Linked DNA regions of Mus musculus: region 2 is linked to region 1. The links are chromatin contacts, found by Hi-C or POLR2A ChIA-PET in ENCODE. All regions are on one chromosome and are shown on one strand. Each heading gives the region's core, a stretch centred on a gene start or an enhancer-like site at or near the end of the contact. The rest is flanking DNA. Distances are from core to core; before and after follow the strand shown. Region 1 holds the start of Ubxn8 (UBX domain protein 8). Region 2 holds the start of Purg (purine-rich element binding protein G).

Evidence for each region. Hi-C counts contacts between places; a loop is a spot of excess contacts on that map. ChIA-PET counts read pairs that join two places held with the same protein, here RNA polymerase II (POLR2A).
Region 2: a loop to region 1 is called in a map of heart, with 3 times the contacts of the local background. The contact joins the promoter of Purg here to the promoter of Ubxn8 in region 1. A Hi-C loop is called at or near these places in 4 of 37 maps with a recorded cell type or tissue (heart and left cerebral cortex). POLR2A ChIA-PET finds 5 or more read pairs at or near these places in 1 of 5 experiments (Patski).

Annotation. Positions count from the first base shown.
Region 1 is chr8:33,640,619-33,643,717 of GRCm38, reverse strand. Ubxn8 (UBX domain protein 8) reads left to right here and starts at 1,742. Exons shown (of 8, transcript NM_178648.2): 1 at 1,742-1,868. The coding sequence starts at 1,781.
Region 2 is chr8:33,384,168-33,387,442 of GRCm38, reverse strand. It overlaps Purg (purine-rich element binding protein G), which reads right to left and starts at 1,601. Exons shown (of 2, transcript NM_001382855.1): 1 at 1,380-1,601; 2 at 1-1,113. The coding sequence starts at 1,107. The coding sequence ends at 55. Wrn (Werner syndrome RecQ like helicase) reads left to right here and starts at 1,916. Exons shown (of 34, transcript NM_011721.4): 1 at 1,916-2,101.

The DNA.
Region 1 (3,099 bases), core at 493-2,992:
CAAGTTCTAGGGGATATAGGCATAACACCATATACATAAAATAAAATTCCCCTCCTCACATATTATATCCTGATTACAGTTTCTCCTCCCCCTAGTCCTCCCCACCTCTCATCCCATCTGGATCCACACCTTTCCTGTCAATATGAAACAGGCTTCTAAAGGATAATTAAAATAGAACTAATACATCAGAATCAGAGAAAACAGACGGAAGGGGAAGAGCCCAAGAGAGAGTGTAAGAATCAAAGCCTCATGTTGGCACACTTGGGAATGCCATAAAAACACTAAACTGGAAGCCATAATATATACACAAAGGAACTTTAGGGTAAAAGGAGGTTAAAAAAAAAAAAAAGGCAGGACTCTGACATGACATTTCAAGAGCAGGAACCTCTAAGGTTGTATTGGCCATCCACTGCTGGCCATTCAGTCTACCATCGCAAATGTTTTTCAAGTGAGCCTTCCCTGGAGAGAGAATTTACTTTTTCAAGTGGTTATCAGTTGGAGATAGTGGCTGGATTAAGGATGGGGATAGCTGTCTACTTCTTTGGGCTCTAGGAGCTTATCGGTGAAGATCCACACAGGCTCTGTGCATGCTGCCTCAGTTCACTGAGTTCACATATTTATCGATCTTTTTTGCTTTGGAGGGCCTTGTTTTCTCCGTGCCCTTCATCCCTTTTGCTCTTACTCTTTCTGCCTCTGCTCCTTTGGGGTTCCCTAAGGGGAGGGTTTCATATTCACCCATTTAGGGCTCACTGTTCCAAGGTCTTGGACGCTCCTCTGTATACTTTTTTTTTCTTTTGTTTTTTTCAATCAGGGTTTCTCTGTGCAGTCCTGGAACTCACTCTGTAGACCAGGCTGGCCTTGAACTCAGAGATCCATCTGCCACTGCCTCCCTAGTGCTGTGGTTAAAAGTGTCCGAAGTCCAAACTCCAAACCTTCACACTTTAGTCACTATCTCCTCAGGAAATTCTTCTCCACACTGCAGAACGTGGTTCTGTAGCACTCTATACAGACATTCCTATCATGGCACCAGACATCAGATAGTCTCTGTACAGGACATGTATCCCAGGGCTGAGTTTGTTTAGGACAAATTCAGTAACTTACACATACTTGGAACTTAAGCTAAACTGAAGAGCGACTGGGGGTATTGATGGTTGAGGACTTGCCAAGTTGGGAATCTTGTCAGTGGGAAGGCCCTCCATTCCTGAACTCTAAGTTACCAGAGCTGAGTCATGGAGTGGCAGGGAAGTCACTGTGAGGCCAACGTTAAGTCATAACTGTAACACGTGTAGGCATTGACAGGGAGAACAGTGAGTGGGGGGCAGGTCTAGGGAACTCTCCACGCGGGTGTGGGGCAGGAACAGGCACTAGGGAGCAGACCCCACTTTTAAGCTTCCCGCAGGACCTGTTAGGAAGAGAAGATGCTTAGTAACTAGTTAGCTAAGAACCAAACGCCCTGTTACCCCCAAGGGACACAAGGCCACCGGGCCTCGCAGCGTCAACCGCCCCTTTTAAGTCATTTCAGTCTTCTGAGCACCATCTTTTAGACCTGCACAGTCTGATAAGCCACTGTCATCGTGACCAGCCTCAGATCCACAGGACAGGGACCGTCCCAGCCGAAGGAGATGACCCGCGCCGTCTGAGCAATCGCATCCGGGCCCGCGCCCCAGCCTCAGGGCACAGCATCCTCCCTCCATTCCTCCCAGCCCGAGGCCTCCGGGGCGAGCTCGCGGAAGGCACGGCCGGAAGGGGCGGGCACTGCGCCCAGCGAGCCCTCCGCGCCATGGCTTCTCGTGGCGTCGTGGGCCTTTTCTTGCTCTCTGCTCTCCCTCTCTTGTGTCTGGAGCTCCGGCGCGGGATCCCGAGTCTCGGTAAGTGTTGCCTTTCTCCTCTCGGTGCTCCCAGCTGGAGTGTTGTCACCTGAGCGGCGCGGACCTCCGCGCGCTTTTGACTACAATCCCCAGAATCCATCGCGCCCGCCCCTCTTCCGGAACCGCCTCCATTTCCGCGGGAAAAAGTTCTCTTGATCTCTGGCCAGGGTCGGCTTGGAAAGGGACCCGAGTGAGAAGCGCAGGGACAGATAGGAACTGTTTCGCCTCTAAGAGTAATGAGAGCCGGAAGTAAATAAGCTGATAGCTGAGCCATGTTTCAGGTGAAAGCCTTTGTGTCATGATCAAGGAATGGATGAAAGGGAGTCCCCAAGTACCATTTCTGAGAATCTTATTCTAAGTCAGACCCTGTTTGCAATCTCACTCTCCACTACTGCCACAACGACTTGTAGGTACTGTTAGCCTAAAAAACAGCGCTCTGCCCCAGAGCAGGTCAGAGTTTATTTTGGAATCGAATCTAAATGTCCGTGGTGTTCTGAGAATACGGATTTGGGTTACTTCAAATTCTCGGTTCCACGGTTCCAAAAGTTTTTATTGTAACAGCCAAAAAAATGTCACAAAACACCTTAAATATATGTAGGTCCATCAGGGAGATGAGTTACAGCAACGTGTAGGAAAACCTCTCGCAGAGGGCTCAGGTGCTCACAAAATAAACTTTTGGATTGGTAGAAGGTTGTGGGCTAAGTTAATATATTGTGTAGGTTCCATGTGATAGGCATAGTTAGGTCAGGCATATAGGTGAACAATGAGTGACTATTAAGTGGGCTAATTAAAGCCCATAATAATCCATGGTTAGGCTCTGGACCTGCAACATTTGAACCATTCCATAGTCTAAAAAGTTCTTATCAGTTAATCACCTTCTGTAGAACATAAAAGTAAGGGGATACTTGAGTTTACAGTACTGTTAAAATCTTTACATTTGAGAGCACTGTGATTTATTGAGGACGATCAGTGACTAATTGGAGGTGGTTTTGATTTTTTTTTAAGATTTATTTATTATATGTAAGTACACACAGTAGCTGTCTTCAGACACACCAGAAGAGGGCGTTAGATCTCATTATGAATGGTTGTGGGCCACCATGTGGTTGCTGGGAATTGAACTTAGGACCTTTGGAAGAGCAGTCAGTGCTCTTAACTGCTTAGCCATCTCTCCAGCTCTTTCCTTTCTTTTTCTTTCTTTCTTTCTTTCTTTCTTTCTTTTCTTTTCTTTTCT
Region 2 (3,275 bases), core at 352-2,851, 260 kb after region 1:
ACGTTTAGCCAATTACTGATTTCTAAATTCTGCCTGCTGGAGTTCAATTTCACGCTAGTCCAGGCATTCTTGTTCTTCACCACTGGCCCGACGGCCATCCATTCTCTTTTCCTTATGGCTGTTGCAAATTTTCCTCATCTCTTCTTCATACTTGATAAAATTCTCCCCAAACCTTGTCCAAGCTTTGAACGGAACAGTAATAGTATTACGGTAAGGCGGTCTCACCTCACTTACCTTCAGGAAAATTCCATATTTATTAGAGCCCACATCAAAGTAGAACCTTTTATTGTCCACTCTGAAAGAGGTCCCCTCTGGGAGTTCAAGTGGGTCGTCGTCTCCACACCTTCGTTCTTCTATGTCTCCTTCGCCGTAGTCTTCAATCAGCTGAACCAAGGCATCACGAAATTCAATCATACCTTGTGCTGGGAGGACAATAGTCTGATCCTGGCCCAAACTGTGGCCAAAGTAACCGATCATGCCAGTGCCCCGCATCATGGTTTGTCTAATCCTTAGGAAGCGACCTCGTTGGTTTTCCTTTAGGTCCAGGTAGTATTTCCTATTGTCCCTCTCTATATAGTCCGTTTTGAGGACACTGTGAGGATGCTCTTCTGACCCCACTGACACCGGTGGGGAGGGTGCAGAGTGCTTCTGCCGCCTCCTGGAGACTTGCTCTTTGCTCTGGCCATGCTCCTGTCTGTGGCCTTTCAGGCCCAGATGGGCATAGTGCTCGATGAAGTCGCCTAGACAGTCCTTCAGCTCTGCTGCTACCGACAGGGAGAGGGTCAGTTTACTCTTTCTGATATTGTCCTGCCGGCCTCTCCCTATCCAGACTTCGGCTATCTTTAGGAAGCGGCCCCGGGAGCTCTGCTTCACGTCTAGGTAAAACCTCTTTTTCTGGATGTCCACACGTTTGGAGGCTAGCTCCTGGATTTCGGATGTGCCCCCAGACTGATTAGGGGTGGCTGACGCGGAGTAGTGGGGGTAGTGAGAATGCTGGGCCTGGGGATAGAGTCTACTCTTGCTTAGGCCAGGGCCCCCTACATTCTTGCCTCCGCGGCCACGGCCGCCGCCGCTGCCGCCGCCTCCCCTTCGCCTGGCTCTTTCCATCTTCAGCTGCAAGTGACAAACAGACACACGGGGTGGGATGGGGGAGGGGTGTTGAGAACAATCGCAGACGCCCCTGGGTCCGCACTGCCCCCGCTGCCGCCGCCCGGAACCCCTACTCTGGCCCGGCTCTCGCGCTCCGGCCTCGGCCGGCTCCGCACCGCGCACACAGCATCCCCTCTGCCGCCCCAGGCCTCCCGCTCCGATTCCCGTACGCTGCCAGCCGCCCAGCTCCGGCTCGGCAGCCCCGGGGGTCCCAGCCAGCCGACACTCACATCATCTCCGTCACCGATGCCCTTCACGACCACCGCCGCCGCCGCCGCCAGCTCTCGGCCCCTCCGCCGCCGCCCCCCGCCTCCTTCCCCGCCGCCGCCGCCGCCGCCGCGCGCTCTGCCCCCCGCCGGAGCAGCGGGGCAGGGGCATCGCCTGCGGCGCCCACCGCCGCCGCCGCGCCTCCTGCGGCCGCTGCCTGGATTCGGGCACCGGCCCGACGCCGCGGGGAGGGCGGGAGGGAGGCGGGGAGCTGCCTGAGGGGCCGGGCTTGGGACCCCGCCTCCCCAGCCGCGCTAGCGGAAAGACGGGGGACTCGGGCTCTGCCTCCGGGCGCGCCCTGACGGCAGACAGCGCGCGGGGACCCGGCGTGCGAGAGAGCCGGCAGGAGAGGTGGCGGGAGGGTTGTGATTTCCCGCGACTCACCCGCACCTGCGTTGAGACTACATTTCCCAGCGTGCCCAGCGGCCGTCAGCTCTGAGCATGCGTGCTGCGCGGGGTGGCTGCGGTGGGTGGGAGGGCGGCGCGGCTGGGAGAGGTTGGGCGGGGCCGCGGGCGGAGTGCAGGGAAGGGCAGTCGCCAGACCAGAAGTGCACCGAGGCGCCCGTTGGTATAAAGTTAGTAAATGTGAGGCCTCTCTCGATGCCTGGGTCCTGGGCTTTGGTTCTCAGTCCTCCATAAATCATCCTGCTGGAGGAGAAGACCCTTAGATCTGGCTCTTCTCAGGGTAACGTGCCTTCCCCGCTTTTGCCTCTCCCCTTTGCGTACCCTGGGCTATATCTACGCATCTCGGACGCTTGTTTCTCTCTCCCACGAGGCTTTCTCTTGGGGTTGTGTTGGGGAGATTCTTGGAAAGGGAGCCTTGCCTCCTTTCTCCTTCAGATCCCCTGGAAAGGGGCCTCGGAGCCACAGGCCTCCTCTGGTCCCGTCAGTGGGCTTTCCCGCCTCTTCCGCCCCAGCTGCTGTTTATAGCGCTTCGGAGGCAGAGGTAACTGAGTCCGGGGAGGCAACCGACTTTCCACTACTGAGCAAATTGTTTTGGACCTCTTAAGGTTAAGTCATTGTACTAATGAGCATTTGGTCTTGTTGAATATGACTCGTTCTCCCATAGACCTGATATGTAAAAACCTGGAGAGCAAAAAACTCTTTAGGATGCTAATCCAGAGTCCCCAAATAACAAATTTCAGCCTTATTTTTCCCTTTGGTTTTATTGAGACCCGGCTTCTCTTCTGTAGCCCCTCACACTTTTAGCCCAGGCTGTCCTCGAACTCAAGAGAGTACGGCCTACCCTGTCATGCCCTCTTGATCTTTTATTAGAGATTGTATGCAAAGCCTGCGGCGTATAGGGCAGTTTGGTACTCGATGTCGTTGTATACTAGTTGTCCCCTGTGTCTCCTCTTGCTTTGAGGATGGAACCCCAGACTGGGACCACTCACCTGCTTGATACAGCGCTCTTCAATTGAATGGCATCCCAGCTCTGCTAATTCAGCATATAATTGTTGAGCGCTGCTGAGATAACAAAATGAATGAAACAGAAAATTTACCCATTTTTGAGCTCACAATTTAGCGGAAAGAGATACACAAAATGCCAAGTGCAGTATTGACAAAGTGAAAATGAAAGAAAGACGGGTGAGGGCCAGTGGGTGTTGGGAGGTACAATTCCCAATAGGTCCTCACTGTGAAGGAAGTGTCTATGGGACAGGAAAGAAAGTGCAAGCCTGAAGGAGGCTGCTTGGAGTAAGAGTAACCTAGAAAGGCCTTTAGGGTAGAGAAAAGGGGCCTGCTCTTAGAGATCAGAGAGATTATGCAGGATTCATGACTATGTTAGGAATCTGGTGTGTCATCCTGAAGTGTTGGGAAGCTCTGGTCGAGTTTTCAGGGAAACACACACACACACACAC